2 separate regions of the Mus musculus genome follow, and region 1 is linked to region 2. Evidence: chromatin loops called from intact Hi-C (ENCODE). Cell type or tissue: gastrocnemius. All regions are shown on one strand. Each heading gives the region's core, and the rest is flanking DNA. Links, peaks and the distances in the headings are about the cores only.

What was found. A loop is a pair of places that touch in the nucleus more often than their neighbours do. Peaks named below come from ENCODE experiments on the same cell type or tissue, not always from the same donor. Only the 100,000 strongest peaks of a DNase experiment are listed, where the experiment ranks them.
Region 1: a loop joins it to region 2, with 17 times the contacts of the local background. A loop is called at or near these places in 1 of 42 quality-filtered maps.

Annotation. Positions count from the first base shown.
Region 1 is chr12:84,189,598-84,199,815 of GRCm38, forward strand. All of the region lies in intron 1 of Mideas (mitotic deacetylase associated SANT domain protein), which reads right to left. Gm31513 reads left to right here and starts at 3,228. Exons shown (of 4, transcript XM_030247014.1): 1 at 3,228-5,597; 2 at 6,054-6,148; 3 at 6,705-6,815; 4 at 9,744-10,014. The coding sequence starts at 3,245. The coding sequence ends at 4,258. In gastrocnemius, for the core only: a CTCF peak has its summit at 4,439; DNase peaks (open chromatin) are centred at 3,503, 3,935 and 4,473; H3K4me3 peaks cover 4,209 bases; H3K27ac peaks cover 5,283 bases.
Region 2 is chr12:84,108,930-84,119,147 of GRCm38, forward strand. It overlaps Dnal1 (dynein, axonemal, light chain 1), which reads left to right and starts at 5,399. Exons shown (of 8, transcript NM_028821.3): 1 at 5,399-5,470. The coding sequence starts at 5,468. It overlaps Acot6 (acyl-CoA thioesterase 6), which reads left to right. Exons shown (of 3, transcript NM_172580.1): 3 at 11-854. The coding sequence ends at 610. In gastrocnemius, for the core only: no CTCF peak of the experiment used is centred there; a DNase peak (open chromatin) is centred at 5,407; H3K4me3 peaks cover 1,338 bases; H3K27ac peaks cover 927 bases.

The DNA.
Region 1 (10,218 bases), core at 1,065-9,064, 80 kb after region 2:
AAGTGCCCTTTGATGGGACAACTCCCACCCTGGCTCCACCCAAACCTTCATCCAGGTCATACTGTCAGGGTTCAGGTGAGGGAAAAAAAAATGGTACTTTTTCCTAGACTTCAAAACACCTATGCCAGCCCAGATGAGGTTTTCAGCCAGAGGCCTGGGAGGGTAGGGTCCCCAGAGAAGAGAGTCCTAAACCATCCTCTACAGGGACAGTTCCTTGTACCAGCACGGACCTGGGTAGGCCAAGACCTAAGGTGCTAGAAAATAAGCTTCATTTGAAAAAGCCACAAAAGCAGCCCCAGTCACTGATTCCAGCCACCGCCACCACATGCAGGACACCCTTCATTTCCTCTTCCCCGGGAGCAGCAAATGGAAGGCCACCAGGAGCTGGGCTTGCGCCTAGTGAATAGATAGTCAGCATCTATTGCAAACCTACTATCAGCCCATCAATTTGCATGCACAATCTTGTTTCACCTTCACAGCAACTGTACCAAGTAACTATTCTCTCCATTTTACAGAGGAGAAAACCGAGGCTCAGGAAATCAAGCGACCCACGAGGCCACACTGCAATTGCAGAAGCAGAGTATGAACCCGGGTGCTCAGGGCTCATTCCCATGCACCCCGCCAGTCAGGCTGCCTTCAGTCACTGCCAGGCGACTGTCCACACACCATCCAGGAATGGCAGCCCAGTGTGGAGGCGGAAGTGGGTGTGGACCAGTTTTGCTTGATGGCTCTGGAATTTGAATTGATGTCCCCACCCCCACCCCTCACCCCGCGACTGTAACAGTTCCCAAGTGTGAGACTGTGAGACCTCATGTAAGCGTACAAGCAGTGGGGGTGGGAGAAGGGTGATCTGGTCTCCAACACAGAGGTTATGCTGTAATGCTTCTGATTCATAAAATGAGCTCACAGTCTCACTGTCCTGCATGCTGCTTCAAGTGCAAATACTAAGTGGATCCCCGTACTAAGAACTGAGGAGTTCAGCATTCCCAGCCCCAGCCCAAGGTGCAATTGCCTTTAGCCTCACGGAGCTGTGATATGCAGAAGCAATCTCCAGTGAAAAGCCACCGCTGGCTGCATTTCCTGCAGTCTGCAGTGAGTCGGGGGGGGGGGGGGGGGAGTATGTGCGCACGCACAAACACACACACACACACACACCTACCTGTCCCCGCACCAGGACACGTACATACACTCAAAGGAAGGGTGCTAACCTGTCCTAGCCAAAGAAAATGGCCGGTTTAGCGGATCTCCAGACTGGCGGTGCTAAAACTCATTCTGATGTCCCTGTGGGGTCGGGATGACAGAGACACAGGCTCCCAAAGGCCAAATGCAGAGGAGTGTTAAGGAGCAAGCTTTACCAACCAACACCAGGATCCTTGTGGCGGACCGACCCTCTATGAAACTTAATGATGCCGTGGGGTGGTCCCTATACGAGAGAAATGACTCAAGGCCAAATCTTTTTTTTTTTCCTTTTTGAGACAGAGCCCACCCAGGATGGCCTTGAATTCATGAGCTCAAGTAATCCTCCCACACCTGCCTCCCGAGCATCTGGGACTAAAGGGGCGTACCATTAATCTTGGCAAGCACATTTATTTGTTTGTTTATGGGTAGCTCACACTCATTCACCTAACTTATACTAACCCTTACCAGATGCCAGGCCCTGTGGAAAGAGCCCCAAGCTGACGCTAAAGCAGAGGCTATCCGTGTTTTGTGTAACTCAGTCAGAGTCCTCACAGCAACACTGTGCTTCCGATGCCATATGTGTATGCAGATAAAGTAGCGGTTCCATGTTCAGAGGGACATGTGAAGCAGGAGTAAAGACATAGCGGGAGCCTTCCAGCTTCCTCCGTCCTCACCCCCATCACCAGCGTCAGCAAGCTTTTCTCTGGCTGACATGATGGTATCAAAGCTAAAGATCTGTCTATGGTCCAGGCCCACAGGGGCCTAGCCAGGTGTATTCTCTATCTTCTGCCTACCCCTGTCTTTATCCAGAGGCCTTTCCCTGGGTTCTGCAGCCGTGGAAGGCCCTCAACTGCATCTAGTTACATGTTGCCCTCCCCCCCCCCCACTTCCATTTAGTAAAAGCAGCAGCCCAGGGTCAAACACCAGGGCTATTTTTAAAAAGCTCATGTTTAAAAGTTAAACTTTCATCCTTGGGGACACTCCGAGGAACCCTTTCTCCAATGGGGGAGTTGGGGTTCTACCTGGCTAGTGCTTGGAGCTGCCACAGTAGCAGCTGACCAGCTTCCCCAGAACAAGCTGTAAACCTGGGGGCATTCGCTGGGCTCATCACCCCTGGACCCCTTGGGAGTTACAGACCAGAAAAATCAGCCAGAGGCCAAGCCAATTAGAATGGAGACCGGGCCAGGGCTGTGCAATGAGATAATTTATCACAGTAATTGAATGTTTACACCCTGCAGAGCAGCAGGAAAGAGAGGCCCCATAAGATCTCAACCCAGGGTCTGTCTGTCCCTTTTGGTTCTGGAGTCATCCGACCACGCAGAAAGGGTGCATTTTTCTGATGCTATGGGTAGTACAAATATCATACTTTCTACCTTGGGCGGCTCTGGATTAAGACTGATGTTTCATCCTCTCAGCTGAGGCACCCAGGTTGGAGTCAGAGGTCAGAGATACCATTCCATCTTCACCAAATCCTCTTAGCCCTAAAACTCCAGGGTGAGGATAACCCAGGCCTCCAAGCCAGGCTCCCGGAGATGAAAGAGCCACCTTTCCCCTCCCCAGCCACAGCTGCCACCGGGATCTCCTACACACACGTGCCGCGGTGGCCTCAAAGACCAGTCACTGCACCCCTATCCTGCACAGAGGTCCGAAGTGGGGTGGTGGAAGCAGGAAGTGGCCATTGAAGTCGTAGCCAACAAAGTTTAAGACGAGGCAAGAAACTTCCCCTTTCATCTTTCCAGCCGCTCGGGTTAGAAGATGATTTGGGACACTCAGTGGCCTCCCTTTTGGGTAATAGAAGCCTCCTCCAGATCTGCCTTGGTTCCGAGGCTTGAAAGCCTCAAGTGCCCAAAGTTCCTCAGCTTCTCAAAGTCTTTAAGGCCTGGATGGAGGGTCGCAGCCGAGGTCCACATGCCCCTCATTGTGAGCGTATGGGGCGGGGAATGATTAACTCCATCGAGCCCGCCATATGCAGGGCCCAGACGAACCCGGGCTCTAAGCTCAGGGCCAGCAACATGGAACACAGCACCCGGCCAGGGAGGCGAGCCTGCGGGGGCGGGCGAGCCGGATGACAGGTCTGAGGTGCACCAGCAGCTCCCGGCGCGCGGGGCGAGGCGGCTCCACCACTGTCCTCCGGCCGGCGCGCGCTCAACCCTCCAGCTTAGGCCTCTCCAGCACTGGCCCCAATTCCCTGCCCCCATCCCCCGCCACAGTTCTGTCCCCGCAAAGTCCCCGCGCCGATCCAGCTCCCCGCACGCTGGAAGGAGAAGGTGTGCCCTCTCTTAAGTTCTCGCGGCTCGCGAGCCTATCGTCGCGCCTCCCCGGCCGGGCAAGCCAACGAGTCCCTGCGGTCACCACGTTTCTCGCGCGCGCGCAGGAACAGCAGCCGCGGTCCCCAGCCGCTGGTACCCGGGGCAGAGAGACTAGGGAGGGCTTCCCAGCCGGGGCCGCGCCTGGGTGGGCGGGCCGCGATCGAGCTGCGTGGCTGCACAAACACGACGGGACTGAGCTGCACACGCAGCTGCGGGCGCGCGGTTGCGGGCCGGGGGGAGGCGGGCTACGACGGCCCACGCACCCGCTCCTGCCGCCCCGCAGGCCGCAGAAGTTGGCCGCCGGAGGCCCAGCGTGTGCTGAGCTGCAGCCACCGCCTGCACGGTCGCCCGGGGTCCCTTCGCTGGCCGCCCCGCCTGCAGGCCTCGGCCGCCGGCCGAGCAACACTACTTACCCGGCTCCCGCTCGGCCTCCGGCCTCAGCAGTTGCCCCTTCCTTCCGCCGCGGGCCACCGCCTTTGGGTCGCCTCCGAAGAGCCCAGCCGCCTGCACGCACTCCCGGATTTTTTAAAAACAAACAGGCGCCGTCGCTTCCCCCGCGCTGTTCCCGGGGCTTCAGCCAAGCCCGCACCTCCCGAAGCCTGGAAGTTTGCTGGCAGGGCCCGAGCGGGACGTGCGTGCTGTCACCCGCTGCTCGCAACGCGGCAGCCTCGGCGCGCCCCGCGCCCTTACAGTCTGCCTGGAGAGCGCTCTCCCCTCCCTGCGTGTCACCCCCAGTCCTGCGATGCAGTGTCAGGATTGCACGGCTCTGACTCATCGGTTGAGCTCACAGCTTGAAAAAAAAAAGAGAGAGAGAGAGAGAGGGCGAGAGGCAAGACCGAAGGAGGAGGACTCGCTGGCGTGCTACAAAGGATTGCACAACTCGAGCCTGGGAGCTCCAAGCGCCCAGTGGCTGGCCGGCGCGCGCAGCACGGCGGCGGCGAGCAGGAACCAGCTCTACCACTTCATCAGCACAACTGTCTCGGGGCGGCCTCTCTGCCTGCAGGCTCCGCGCCGCCCACTTCCTGCGACCAAATAAGGCTGGGAGGCGTCTTTAAACCTCGGGGCGGCTGCCCGGGCTGGGGATTTCCAGCAGACCTTACCTCCACTTGCAAGGCTGTGGCCACCCTCCTCCCAACCCCCCCCCACCCCCACCCCCAGCCTAAGCCCCCATGGCTCTTCTGTAATCAACAGGCCACGCGGCTTGTTCCTTGCACATCAAGGTCAGGAGGAGACAGTGACGAAATGTTTGGAAACCCATCCAGCCTGCCAGGAAAGTGTGTGTGTGTGTGTGTGTGTGTGTGTGTGTGTGTGTGTGTGTGTGTGTGTGTGCGCGCGCCCCCGCCATGGCGAAGAGGACACAAGGCGCTTTCCTCTACAAAGAAAGCTGTGACTTTGGATGCAGTAAAACATGCATAATCCTCTCTGAGGCAGTTTACTAAGAGCCTTCCTGAGTTAGGATTTCTAGCCGCCACCCTGCCGGTAGGTTATAGAGAAACCAACCCCGTCTCTATAAAGGACTTACAGGAACATTACTTAGGAGATGAAACGTTCCCGGGTTGAATTCTCACAATCTAGGCCAAAGTTGGGCGACTTTGACTCAAGGTCTTCTTAAACCACCCTGACATAATTTTCAGGCTCTAGCCAGTGATGCCTCTTTTTTGCATTTTGGTGGATGATAGGAAACTAGAATTCTTCCAGAGCTGAGGGAAAGTCAGGTGTGTTTTGCTGTCTGTATGGTGTTGTTTCTTAAGATGAGTCAGAAAGCTTTCCTTTGAAGGAAAAACCACCGAGGAACACACTGAGTTCTGGCAGCCACTTTCCCTGGTGTCCAGTCCTAAGAGTCAGGTGCAGCCCTTCCTCTCAGAAGACCAAGGGCAGCAGACCCATCCTCACCCCTGAGATTGCAGAGCCTGAGTCTTCACCTCACCTAGGGAGTGGGTGACACAGACAACCTGCACAGAAACTCAAAGAACCAAGAGGCATGGCTCTCCCATCTTCACCCACCTCTTTGCTGGCTGCACCTCTGTGCACCTGGAAGGACTCCTCCCCAGAAGACAAGGGCTTATTCGTCGTGTTATGACAGGTCAGAGGATTGACTACAAAACACCAGTAAGTATGCCAGGGGACTAGACCAAATGACCTCTTAACAATCACTTCCAGTTTAAGATCCATAATTCTGTGACTGTGAAAAAAAATGGAGGAGCCTGGGAAACCCCTTTCTACAAAGAAAAGTCCAGGCTCCCCAGTTTAGCATCCACTATGACAAGTCTCCAAACACTTCCCCATACAGCGACTAAACAGCTGTGTGAGTGTATTTTAGCACTCATTCAACGGATGGGAGTGCAATTCGGAGATGTTGACTGCCTCACAGAAGGCCACAGGGTAACCCGATATCTCTGTCATCTCTCTTCTCATCCTCCAGTCTGGCAAAGAGTAGGCCGATGACCAGTTGAGGGACTCGGGTACTCAGGTACACACACAGTGCCTTAAGTACAGGCTGGCCTCTCAGTGCTCCTGGCAGAGGCTGGGTATAATTATAAGCCATTTTGGTTTTTCCATTTGCAGGTTTCTCCTTCCGTGTGACAGTTCGTCCATGTGAGGAAAGCAGAAGCATCCCACTTGGCCCCCACTGTCCACTGCTGCCATTCATTAAACCTGCCGTACGTACATACGATGACCTTGTTAAAGGCTCAGCCCCTGCAGTTAACCAGAGCCAGCCCAGGGAGAGCCCCTAAAGAAAATACAAACTGGCCCTGGGACATCTCAAAATATGACCTAGTGAGGGGCACGGTCCTAGAAGAGTCTGCCACCACAGAGCCAGAGGCCAGCCTCACAGGAACAAATGAGAGCCATTATTACTCTACAGAGAACTGCTGAGCCTGGTTTCAGAGGGCTTCCTCCACACAGGCTGCTGGGCCTATCCCAAAGCAGCAAGGGGGAGGAGAGGCAGGGGCAAGATGTACAAGAAAGAACAGTCGGGGGTGGGGGTGGAGTGGGGGACACAACAAGGACAACACGTGGGAGCAGGAGGGGAGACTGGACTCTGCCTACCTTGAACAGCAGCATACTTCTTCACTCAACAAAGTTTCTAAACTTGGGCCACCTGAGAAAGGAGGAGAAGGGCTGTCCTGACGGTGGTAGAAGTCTCCCTCTCAATAAGTAAATGGGGTGGTATGAGGGAAGCCATGGCCTTTCTGGGAAAGCCCTGGGGGTCAGTCTTTCTGCAGGTATGGCGGAGCAGAATCACTGACTTGTGAAAGCTCTCCAGGCCCTTCCTACAAGCCTCTGGGACAACCAAGACGGTGGCCTTTCAGAGCTGGGATTGAGGTGAGCTGGGGGAGTGGGGAGGATCACACATGGAATGCCATTTTTCCCCTACCACCCCACTTCTTCACAAACCACAGGGAAGAGAGGAAGGCGAGGCTAAGAGACACTCTAGTTAGCATAAAGCGCCGAGGACCGGACTCCACGCTGAGTCCATCGGAGGCAGAGTGTAGCCTCACAGAGGTTTCCTGCGCTGCTGCCATCTTGCTGAGACAGCTTAGACAGCTCGGGATGGCCACCCCCTAGGTCCAACCCATTACACACTTCAGGGACTGGTGGGGAGAGTGTAGAGGGGTGGCTCAACAATTCAGAACACTAGTTGTTCTTGCAGAGGACCCAGCTTCCTTTCCCGGCATCCACATGGTGGCTCACAACCATCCGTGATTCCAGCTCCAGAAAATCTGACACCCTCTTCTGACCTCCACAGACAGCAGACACATATCTGGTGCACAGACATCCATGCAGGCAAAAACGTTCATGCAATTAAATAATCTTTAAAAACTCTTCCAAAGTTGAATTGTATGGTGAGTGAGTAAATCACAGTAAATTTTATGAAGACGGGCAAGAGGCTTCCCAGAAGCCAGGGGCTTACTGCCCATCCTCCTCCACTACGTTTCTGTCGTCACTGTGCACTACAGGGTAGCGTTATAGGGCTGGGATGTTGCTCAGTGCGTGAGACCTTGCATGTGGTTGCTAGGGGAGGAAGAGAGGGATATGTGGAGAAGGAGACAGTAATAGCAGACACTCTAATCCCAGAACTCACAAGGCCAAGACAGGAAAATCAAGTTTGGAGGTATATTGGGCTACATACTAATACTATTTTGTGTGTGTGTGTGTGTGTGTGTGTGTGTGTGTGTGTGTGTGTGTGTGTGAGTGTGTGCATGTGTGTGTGTGTGTGTGTGAGAGAGAGAGAGAGTTTTCTTCTCTCTAGTCCCCAAGTTTGCATGCCTGCTCTTTTTCCATCCCTTTCCTTACTCAGTACAGGCGAAGTGTTAACATTCACTGGGCAAACAGACACTATTGAGGGCTCCTTATGTCCACAATGCCAGGTTCCCTATGTCCCACTGTTATCTCCCTTTGCAAAATAAAGATGCTATCTTTAGGACCTCCTTGCCTAGAGTTAGACGAGTAGAGAAAGTTGTGGAAAAGATAGGAAACCAGGACTGAATCTGGATTCTGTCTGAAATAAACGAACGTGCTGCGCAACCTCGGGACCATTGTCAAGCTCCCCTCAGTTGGATTTTCTGGGTTGGTTTGGTTGGTTTGGTCTTTTTGCCTATAACAAATCCACCATATTCGGTTTTTCTGGGTTTACAACTGTTATTTCTCTGCATTTATTCCACCCCACTTCTTCCTTTCAAGAACTTAATTCCAGGAAAGATCCTTACACACACTCCCACCTAAAAAAGGCCCCAGGATAAGCCTCTGCGGGGCTCCGCCAGAGAGACTACTTCCAACATCAATTTGATGTCTTATCTGGGGGGGGGGGGGGGGAGTGTCCTTCCAAGGCTGCCCCCACTCCATGCCTTTTGTATCCTTTCCACCATGCTATGGTCTTGAGTTGATTAAGGTCACCCCTCTGATGGCTGTGTCTTCTCCCTCGGCCTTACCAGGTCCTTCCTGACAGAGTGGAGAGCTTAAAGCCACCCAGTCACGAAGTTAAGCTGAGAATCTCAGCTCCTGCATTCGATCTCTTTTACCCCTGACAAGCAGGGAGCCTCCTCTTTGCTTCAGTTACTTCACCTGTTCCAGGGAATGCCTGCCACCCCAGCCCCCAGCTGTCTGCATCCCTGGGTACTTCCCTCCTGCCCCTCCTCTACAGGCCTAGCCAGGTTCCTAGTGCCTTTGTGGGGACTGAAAGGGAGCTTCTATAGATGTCCCCAGTTGCTCCTGTCACTCTGGGAGAGAGACATCTGGCTGGCCGCAGGGAGAAGAACAAAACAGGTGTGGCTGCCAGGGAGGGCTGACCAGCAGGGCCAAGGGACAGAGACACCCTTTCTTCAAGAGACAAGAACTGCCAGCTTTCTGGGTGGCTCACTTTAGCATAGTCCCCGGGCCACTGTAGAACCAGCCCTGGAGAAACGCCTGCCGCTGGCGGCTAGAACTCAATCTCCCTACATCATCTCAGTGAGCCAAGAAGAAAGGGATCCCCAGAGATCCAAAGTGCGCAACGGAGCAAGCTTTAAAATAAAAACTAATATTGATAAGTCATGGGCTGAAATCCAAAATTCAGTGCTCAGGTCTAATTCCAAATCCTGCCTTACACTAGCCTTATTTGAACAGGTTAAACATTCTATTTGCTCCTCTGCAAAGTAAAGAAGAGAGAGTTTTAAATGGCTGGCCCACACCAGGTCCTTGCTTTGAGGTGACTGTCCTCTCCTCACCTCCTAACTAGTCTCTTTGCTTCTGGCCGTACACGCTGTACGATCCACAAACCGTTATAGAGTGCTGAGTTCTTGGTAGTTTCTATCACCTACTGCAGAAAGCTGGCGCCGTGAACTAGACTGGTTAGCACACTCACATTCCTGGGACCATCCAACGTCCCAGCCTGTCCCCACCCAACACAGACAGGCAACCTGAGGTTCCCCAAGATGTCTCCACCTCGCTCCTGCTTCCCCTCTTCTCCTCAGCTGCAGGTCACGCATGCGCAGGTCTCCCAGCAGACTACGGTTTCTAGCACGTCCAGGATGCCTTCTTTCACTCCTCCAAGCCAGGGAAGCTCATGCAGACACAGGGTTAGAGTTCTCTCTCCCGGGATTGTTTCACCAGGCTGGCAACTGCATTGCTGGCTAAAAGGTCGCTGCTGCCCCCACCAGAGGAGCCTCTGGTGGGACTGACTGGGGTGTAGCTGTCTGTGTTGCAGGGCTGCCTGTGGGCTGCAACTGCAACATCTAGCCCTTGCTTAACTGTCATTTCCCTCTCTCTTAACAGCACTTCCTCGGAAGAGCGCGGGTACCCAAACCCCTTCTCAGTCTCCAGTCCTACACTGGTCCTTTATTCCATCATCGTCCTACCGTTTTTCTGACCTTCCCTGGGTCAGAGCATCGTGGGCCAGATCAGAGCTCCTCCAAGGCACAGCTTAGACCTTGGTAACCCTGATACCTACACAGTACCTGCACTTGGTGCATACAAGTGAATAATTTTGGTGAGAACTTTAATAAAACCGTATATATATAAAAAATAAATCGTAATTTAATGGCTACTTTCACCACTCTTCTATCTTAGCACCTCTGAAATCAAGGTGTTTGTGACCACAGATTCCATTGTGTTTGTTTGTTACTGTTTGGTTTGGTTGGGTTTTGGATTTTGATTTCTATGAGTAAGAGAGGGTCTTACTATGTTGCCCGGTCTGGATTCAAACTCCCGGGTTCAATCCATCCTCTTAATTCACCTTCAATACTGAGCC
Region 2 (10,218 bases), core at 1,553-9,552:
CTCCTCATAGGTGAAAGGCCCAAATATTGGACTTATTGGTGTCTCCAAAGGTGCTGATCTGTGCCTCTCGATGGCTGCTTTCCTGAAGGACAACATCACAGCCACTGTCCTTATAAATGCCTGTGTGGCCAACACATTAGTACCTCTGTATTACAAGGATCTGTTTGTTCCTGAGCTTGGGTGTGATCAAACAAAAAATAAGTCAGGCCTTATGGATTTGAGGGATATGTGGAACAATCCACTGGAGGAACCCAACCACCAGAGTCTTATCCCATTGGAAAAGGCCCAGGGACCCTTCCTGTTTCTTGTGGGCATGGATGATCACAACTGGAAGAGTGACGTCTATGCTCGTATAGCCTGTGAACGCCTGCAAGCCCATGGAAAAGACAGACCCCAGATAATCTACTATCCAGAAACTGGTCACTGTATTGAGCCACCTTATTTTCCTCCTCCCATAGCCACTGTACACTTCGTGTTGGGTGAAGCAGTCTTCAATGGAGGTAAGCCACGTGCTCAATCAAGGGCACAGCTGGATGCCTGGCAACGCATTCAAACTTTCTTCCAAAAATATCTCAATGGTGAAAAGCCTGCCAGGCACAGCAAACTGTAACATTGTAATTATATCGAAAGTTCTAATCATGCCACACAGATTCTTCTGGGTTTTCGGAATACTAAGGAAGTTTGGGTTTTTTGGGGGGGAGGGCAGGGGTGGTGGGGACCCAGATTAGGTCTCACATTCACAATGTAGACAAGGAAGAACTTCTAATCCTCCAGCTTCCACCATGCGTGTGCTGATATTGTAGTTCTACACGGTCATGCCTAGTGCTATGCCTTGCCAAGGACAAAACCCAGAGTTTTCATAGGATGAACATCAAGGGACTAAGGGTTAATCTATGACAGGCTACAAACTGGCAATTTGGGAGACTAGGCCTAAGTTTCTGTTTCTCAGAAATGAGAACCCAGAACCTGTGGTCATCCAACCACGGCGTCAGGCATTCTATCCAAGAACACCTTGTCATCTGGCCTGAAGTTAAAATAGATAGCTAAGATAAATGAACAACCCTTCAGTGAGGTCTCCAGAGCCTAACCAATTATAAAATTAGTTAGACCCCTATTGATAGAACTAACCAATCAAGATAAAGGGCACATCCCCCTCCTTCAAATTCCCCAGACAATAAAAGCTGGGCCTTTAAGCCCACTAGAGGTCTCCACTCCCAAATGGGGAGACAGCTCCATATTATTATTATTATTCAGCTAAATAAATGCTCTTTGCTTTGACATACTATTTAAATCTGAGATATCATTCTCTGGTGAGTCTTATACCCTAACAGGCATGCATCCAGCCAGCAAAGCTGCATCCCCAGCTCCCTACGAAGCTCATAGGAAGCTCAGCCTCCTTGTAAGGCTCCCACTGGACTCTGGGCCTTTGCAATGACTCTCCTCTCAGTGCTGGGGTTTCTCTCTCCTCTGAAGTTCAGCTAATGGATCTGTTTAACTCTGTAAGACCAACTTTAACCTTAAGTAAAAGAATATAAGAAGTATTTATGCAACTCCCAGTTACTGGACTGTCTTTTATTCTGCTTGTGAGGGAACCCACCTGCCGAAGACATACAACAAATAGATTCTCTCTCGGTTTTTTGTTTTGTTTTGTTTTTTGGGTTTTTTTTTGTTTGTTTTTGTTTTTAGCAGTTTTTAACATGCCTGAAATTTGCTCAAGACTTCACCCTGACCCCCAAGATACTTATCAATATAGTTACCGTCTTGTCTGAATTACCGATCACTGTGTGATATTTTCCTGTCTGGGAAAAAGGTTTTGATGTCAAGATGACTATGACTATGAAATGTGAGCCAGAGCCTATGGCTTTGGGCACAGTTCTACCCACGGAGTCACTTTCTCCTATCCCTGTCTGCTCTTATTACAACCGAGAAGACTAGTTGCTTCCCCTAGTTGTAGTGAAGCGTTATCTAGTCCTGAGATTCCAGAGTAGAGGATCATCCCTGAGCACAAGAAAGTCTTCCAAGACTTCAGGTCAAACCCCATGGTTTCCTGGCTGTACACAGAACCTTTCGCCAAGCCAGTAGCTTTCACTTCTCTTTTCTCTGAGCGGTAGGCTAAGAACTCTTGCATCTTGCATGCTGTCCCACTGTTAAACATAAACATGACCATCCAAGCCTTGTTGTTGCTTATATAGCCAGACAAACTTGTAACCTCATGATCTGAGCTTTCATGATAAAGCCTTGAACCCAACTACAGTCAAATTCTCTGAGCTCTGGTCTTCTAGCCATTCCTCAAACATGGGCTGAGTGAATAAATCTGTGCGTTATAATTTGGGTTCATTGTGGCTGCTGTTTTCACTGTTGGTTTGTTTCTCCTTAAACAAGGCCTATTTGTTTTGAAAATAAAATGTGTTTTGGACAAACTTGATTTATTGCTGCTGTTGTTGTTGTTGGCATTTACTCTAGGCTCTGCCCCACAGTTACCTGGCAACAGCCAGGTATGCCTGACTCACTTTAAAGGGAGCTGCTTGCCCCCTCTTCTTTCTCTTGCTCCCGCTTCTTGCCCCCTCTCACCATTCCCCTCTCACCTCTCTCCTAGACTCATGGCCAGCCTCCTCTATTCTCCCCCCTCCTCTCCCCATGCCCTGAATAAACTATTCTATACTATATGGTCCTGTGCTGGTACCTCAGAGGAGGTGGGGATGCCTCAGCATGCGCCCCCCCCCAGAGGCAGCCCCCACCTATATTCAACAATAGGAATTTATTTTCTGACAGTCTGGAACCTTCAGTTCAAGCCCAAGGTGCAGGCTGGGGGGTCTCCGATGGCCTTTTGTATTTTCCTGATGGTCCTTCTGGTGTCTTTTACTCTTTTTTTTTTCCATTTTTTATTAGGTATTTCGCTCATTTACATTTGCAATGCTATACCAAAAGTCCCCCATAGCCACCCACCCCCTCTCCCCTACCCACCCACTCCCCTTTTATGGCCCTGGCGTTCCCCTGTACTGGGGCATATAAAGTTTGCGTGTCCAATGGGCCTCTCTTTCCAGTGATGGCCGACTAGGCCATCTTTTGATGCATATGCAGCTAGAGTCAAGAGCTCCGGGGTACTGGTTAGTTCATAATGTTGTTCCACCTATAGGGTTGCAGATCCCTTTAGCTTCTTTGGTACTTTCTCTAGCTCCTTCATTGGGGACCATGTGATCCATCCAATAGCCGACTGTGAGCATCCACTTCTATGTTTGCTAGGCCCAGGCATACTCTGACAAGAGACAGCTATATCAGGGTCCTTTCAGCATAATCTTGCTAGTGTATGCAATGGTGTCAGCATTTGGAAGCTGATTATGGGATGGATCCCCGGATATGCTAGTGTCTACATGGTCCATCCTTTTATCTCAGCTCCAAACTTTGTCTCTGTAACTCCTTCCAAGGGTGTTTTGTTCCCACTTCTAAGGAGGGGCATAGTGTTCACACTTCAGTCTTCATTTTTCTTGAGTTTCATGTGTTTAGGAAATTGTATCTTATATCTTGGGTATCTTAGGTTTTGGGCTAATATCCACTTATCAGTGAGTACATATTGTGTGAGTTCCTTTGTGAATGTGTTACCTCACTCAGGATGATGCCCTCCAGGTCCATCCATTTGGCTAGGAATTTCATAAATTCATTCTTTTTAATAGCTGAGTAGTACTCCATTGTGTAGATGTACCACATTTTCTGTATCCATTCCTCTGTTGAGGGGCATCTGGGTTCCTTCCAGCTTCTGGCTATTATAAATAAGGCTGCTATGAACATAGTGGAGCATGTAAGGGCATGAGTGGTGGATTATGGCCCTCCTTAACCTTAAAGGCCCTGTTTCTAGATACTATGACAGTCACATTAAGAGTTCAGCATATGAATTTTGAGGAGACACAATTCCGTGGTTAACAATCATCATACCTCCCTAATACCGCTTTAAATGTGTGTTTGCACCCTTTCATGTGTACTGTATAGATTTTAAAGAGGGTCCCATCAACTATTTTGCTTGGCAACTTGAATTTCTACTTAAAATACCAATACCTTTTGGTTGGGTAATAGCCTCAGGTCATGAGGCTGTACTGGAAAATAGCCCTTGACCATAAAGAATGTCTTAGCCCCAGCCTGACCTTTCAGATTCACTTGCAGAAACAGTAAGTCCTGGTATAGAAAACACAGCACACGCCCTGCTCCCAGTATAATGGCCAAAAAAAAAAAAAGCTGTAACTTCCTGGTGGCTACCTATATTCTACACATGTCCTTTAATTGAGCTCAACCTTCATCCCAGGCAGAAGTTGGGGTCCTTTTTGGATCCCAAAAAGCATTCTTACCCTGTTGAGATCAAGTCTGTTTACTTCTCTGCCTCGTTTTTTTTTTCTTACACTTTTCATGTGAATAAATGTATTTCTACAATATTTTAATAGAACCACTATTCCATTTGTATGCTTAGTATTACTAACCAATTCTCTTTTGTTGACATTTGTGTTTTCTTTTTCCTATAAAAGCTTTAAACGTGTGTGCTGAGGGAGGCTCCATATGTACTTCATATGTTGACTGTTCCTCGGGATGAAGGCTGAGAACTTCTGGCTTGGTCACAAAGATGCAGAAGTTTTAACTGTTCTTAAATTCGTATCGCCAACAGCCTTCCAAGACAGACCATCAATTGCTCAAAGCAGTTTATTTGTGAAGCTCTATTCTCCATGTCCCTAGCAACTCTATTTAAAAACATACATCTAATACACACACACACACACACACACACACACACACACACACACACACACAACACTCCGGAGGCAGAGACATCCAGAGTTCCAGGACAGCCAGGGCTACATAGGAAACCTCGTCTTAGAAAAAAACAAACAAACAAAAAAATGTGACTGGTTTTTTTTTTTTTTTTTTTTTTTTTTTAATCTGACTTCTTAGGGAAGGAAAAAAATATCTTGGTTGCAAAATAATCAACACTTTGTAATACTTTAAGCGTGTTTCGGGCACCTGAGTTCTCCTTGGAGGCTCTAGAATAAGGAAATGAGAAGTTCCTAGTTTAATTCTGGATATACTGAGCAAGACCGTCTGCCTAAATTACCTTTCTCGTCATTTTTCCAGGGAAGGACTTTTTAAAAAAGTTCTTTTATATCAGAAATGCAAATGTTATCAGGAGGTCTGAAAGTTGCGAGTTTAAGGCAATATTGGCTTTGGGAAAGTACATCAACTACTTGCGTGGGTAGTTGAGGGCTCATCTTCACCTCTGCACCAGCTCAGCAGAGAGGTTGGAGGACCGGGGGGGGGGGGGGGGGGGGGGGGGGCGCCAGCCGTCCCACAATGCTCCGCTAGCGCCACCCAAAAGGCGGAGAGAAAGGACCGCTGCCAGTGCAGGCAAGAGGATTGCTCCAGAGGCGCGCCTGCGCACTGACCCCGGCGGGCCCTAGCAACCAGAGCAGTGACGGTAGCAACCGCCGGAATGGTGAGTACCCTCCAGGCCTCGCAGCCAAACCCGAAAGGAGATTAAGAGTGGAAAAAGGGGTTGCTGTGGGGTGCGGAGGGTGGTGGGGTCCTGGCACCGCGGGTAGGGGGAGGAAGGCAATGCTGGCTTCCCAGAGCCGCAGGCCCAAGGCCGGAGCTGCCGGGGCGGGGGCGGGGGGTGGTCTGCGGAGAGGGAGGCCGGAGGCTGACAGGAAGTTAGGTTAAAGCTGGAGGGACTCTGACAGAAGACAAGGCAAGACAGCTGGGAATTCTCGGGAGAGTGGATTGGAAGGGGAAAGGTGATAGGATGGGCGCTGTGATAAAGAGATCTCTTTGTATAACCGTGATTTTAACTCTCCTCCCCCTCTGGTGGGATGGAGGGGTCGGGGCTGGTTACAGAGATCTCCAGCTGCAGCCGAGTTAGCTGTGCCCAGTTGTCCTCGGAGAGAAAGTGAGTCCTGCTCTTAGGAGACCCTGTTCAAACTCTCTCTCTGATGGATTTATCAGGCCAGTGTCCCTCCAGTTCCAACATGACTAAATATGAGCTTCATTGGATTGCAGATTTTTTGTTGTTGTTGTTGTTGTTTATAATACGACAGGGGGTTCCGGAATGTGTGGTTTCAACCATGCACCCCAAATAACTCTGAAATTGGGGAGCATCTCGCCACACTTTGAGAAACGCTGCTGGCTTAGGTTTGTTGTCTACCAGCAAGCAGTCTTCACAGAGTTGTCATGAAACAACAGTTTTAACTAATGATGCTTGTCGCCATGGAAAACGTACCTCTTTTGCTTACATACTTGATATTTCAAGCTATACGTTTGAACACGATTTCAGATCCAACCCAGCCAGAATTATTTAGCGAAGTATAAGGTTGACTTGCTGACTGGAGATGTTGAATATTTGGGGTCACTTGTTGAGTGGTTTGCCTAGCATGCATGGAGCTATAGATTCAATCCCGAGCACCACGTATGTATCTAGCAGAGTGGTACATACCTTCTTATCCCAAGTACTCAGAAGGTGGAGGCAGGAGGATCCGAAGTTCAAGGTCATTCTCTGTGTGAGATGAATAAGACACTGTCTCAGGGTGTGTGTTTGGGAGGGGGATAGGCGTGTAACTCAGTACTGAAACTAGTAAAGCACTTTGCTAGCATGTAGGAGACCCTAGATTGGATTGACAACAATGCACAAGAAAAGAAAATCAGAAACAAAAAACTGTGTAATTAGTAATTATGAGAGTGTGTGCCTCTGTGTGTGTGTGTGAGTGTGTGTGTGTGTGTGTGTGTGTGTGTGTGTGTGTGTTTCCAGTGCTATATCAATGCACAGAAATTAAGCCTAAGGTGTTAGGATAATGAAGAAGTCATGTTCCCTCATACTGACTGCATAATGGTAGTCTGGTTCCTTCAGAAATACAGGTCCACGTATTACTTGAATATTTTTTTTTAAAGTATGGGCCACCATACCTGGCCATTTATTTTTAGACTTGTTATTCCACTATGTGTACGGGAACCTGTGGAGTCCCTCTCCTCCTGGAGCTGGAGTTACAGGAGGTTGTGAGTCAGCCAGGGTAGGTGCTGGGAATTGAACTCTGGTCCTCTGCAATATAGCCATAAGTAGTCTCAACTGCTGAGGTGTATCCAGCCCCTGGATTTTTTTTTTTTTTGAAAAAGTAGCTTCCAAAGTCTTGTTTATGATAGTTTCCTAGAAAAAAAAAAAGGTGTTTTAGATTCAAACTGCAGTTTCTGAGTCTGGAGACATGACTAAGAGAAGAAAATAAAGGCATTTGGCTGCCAAGTCTGATGGCCTGAGTTTGATCCCTGGGTCCCACGTAGATAATTGATGGCATCTTTCATTTTCTGTTTTTGAAGACAGGGTCTCTCTGTGTAGCTTAAGCTTGCATTGAATTTGTTATGAATCCTTTGCCAGCCTAAGATCCTACGATCACAGGCATATGATACCATGCTTGGCAACTCTTCTTTCTTTAAGATTTATTTATTTATTTTTATGTATATGAGTACACTGTAGCTGTACAGATGGTTGTGAGCCATCATGTGGTTGCTGGGAATTGAACTCAGGACCTCTGCTCTCTCCAGCTCCGCCAGCTCAGGCCCAAAGATTCATTCACTATTACATATAAGTACACTGTAGCTGTCTTCAGACACACAAGAAGAGGGCATCAGATCTCATTACAAATGGTTGTGAGCTACCATGTGGTTGCTGGGATTTGAACTCAGGACCTTCAGAAGAGCAATCAGTGCTCTTAACCGCTGAGCCATCTCTCTGCAACTCTTCTTTCTTAATGGTGTATGAAGTAAGGGTGTTATTTAATTAATGGAGGTTTTATATTTGAAGAAATGGAGTGGTAGGATACCTTTTTTGCCCCCTGCAGATTCCACCAGCTAGAAATTATCTGGAGCTGAGGAGAATTAAATTCTTTGCATGACCTCTGATCTTACCTAGCCAGCTCTACCCACTCATGATGGCCTCTTGCTCCTTTAGGAATTTTTGGCTCCTATCTGAAAGAGGAACCAGTATCTCACAGCAATTTATATTGTAAGAAATAGGTAGATTGCAGCCGGGCGTGGTGCCGCACGCCTTTAATCCCAGCACTCAGGAGGCAGAGGCAGGCAGATTTCTGAGTTTGAGGCCAGCCTGGCCTACAAAGTGAGTTCCAGGGCAGCCAGGGCTACACAGAGAAACTCTGTCTCAAAAAACAAAACAAACAAACAAACAAAAACAAAAAGAAAGAGAAAGAAAGAAAGAAAGAAAGGAAGGAAGGAAGGAAGGAAGAAAGGAAGAAAGGAAGGTAGGTAGGTTCTAATGCTGTTCCCGCAATGTTGTGAAAGTGGTTTTTTTTTGTTTTGGTTTGGTTTGGTTTGGTTTTTCGAGACAGGGTTTCTCTGTGCAGTCCTGGCAGTCCTGGAACTCACTCTGTAGACCAGGCTGGCCTTGAACTCAGAAATCCACCTGCCTCTGCCTCCCAAGTGCTGGGATTAAAGGCATTCGCCACCACTGCCCGGCTGAAAGTGTTCTTTTATGTGGTCCTTTTTTATGGGCCCAAGCAAGGATTTCCCTGGGAAGGAGTGTTTAGTCAAAGGGCTATGTGTACGTCATTTTCCTTTTTTGGGATGTGTAGAACAGTTTCCAATTCCTCCACCATTGCCTAGGAGTTCCCATTTCTCTATATTCTTGCCAACTTTTGCTAATCTGAAGATGTATATATATGCATGTATATATGAAATTCTATTGTTTTACTCTTAAGTTTTCTGATTTTCAGTGAATACAAACACTTGATAATCTGATTAGTTCCCGGGGGTTGGCGGTCTATGAATTGTTAATTTATAGTTTTGCTAATTTAAATTTTTTGTTGTTGTTGTTTGTGAATTTTAGTAACTTCTTGTATATTTCACATGCCGTCATGGTCTTATATTGGTTTCAAGCGGAAACTGTCTTGTCCCGATTTTGTTGTTAGCTTTGTCAGTGTGCGGTCCACTTACTGAACCATTTGTACTCACAGACATTGAGCATCATCTGCACTCGGTGATGGTTTAATCTCCTCCTTTTGATCATTCCAGTTTGTACTGCTTTTATTACAACATTGACAAAGAACCCTTGTGTTAAACTAGCAGCAATAATGGACATCCTTGATGTGTTTGGGATCTTAAAGAAAATCATTGTAATGTGGTCCCAGTCGTTCATATTGTTCTCTCCACATACATGCATATAACCCAATGCCATTAATTACCTTAACTTTCTAACATATTATTTATTTTACTTAGTACTTATTTTGTTTATATTTACTTATCTTTGTATATGTTATATTTACTTACTTTATGTATGAATATGGTATATGTATGGTATGTATGATATAGATAAGGTTTATACATATGCATGTGCATATTTTATACACACACATATATACAACTACTTCCTTGAATAGATTTAAATTTAAGTTCTAGGAAGGCAGGAATCTGTTTCGTTCATTGATATGTCAAAGTCAAATAGAAAGCCAGACATGATTGTGCACACCTGTCATCTCAGAACTCAGAGAAAAAAACCAACAACAACATAGAAGAGTGCTAGTCACAAAATAGACATGCAGTGCACAGTTGTGGAACTAACTGAGTTCCCTGAGGCATGGTATTTGTTTCAGTTTTGTAACTCTCACCTGACAGCTTTTATTGTGCAGTGTAGAATGTGTATGTTTTCCTACACTTACTGAAGTAAATGTGATTCCCTCCATCCATTAATTAATGATCGACTCTTAGAGATTGGTCTGTTTTGCTTGTGTTGTTAAGGTAAACTAACTTTCTTTCTTCCTTCCTTTCTTTCTTCCTTCCTTCCTTCCTTCCTTCCTTCCTTCCTTCCTTCCTTCCTTCCTTCCTTTCTTTCTTTCTTTCTTTCTTTCTTTCTTTCTCTCTCTCTCTCTTTCTCTCTTTCTTTCTTTCCTTCCTTCTTTCCTTCTTTCCTTCTGTCTGTTCTCCTTTCTTCTTTTTTGAGGCACAGTTTCTCTGTGTAGCCCTGGCTGTCCTGGAACTCACTCTGTATACCAGGCTGGCCTCGAACTCACAGAGACCTTCCTGCCTCTGCCTCCTGAGTACTGAGAGTAAAGGCATGTGCCACCACTATCTGGCCAAGATAAACTATTTGATCATTGTCATTTAATGGTCACTACACATCGTCATTGGCTTTGAAGATTCTGATGATGTCTCTGGAATCTAATAGAATCAAATCTGTATTGAAAAATCAAG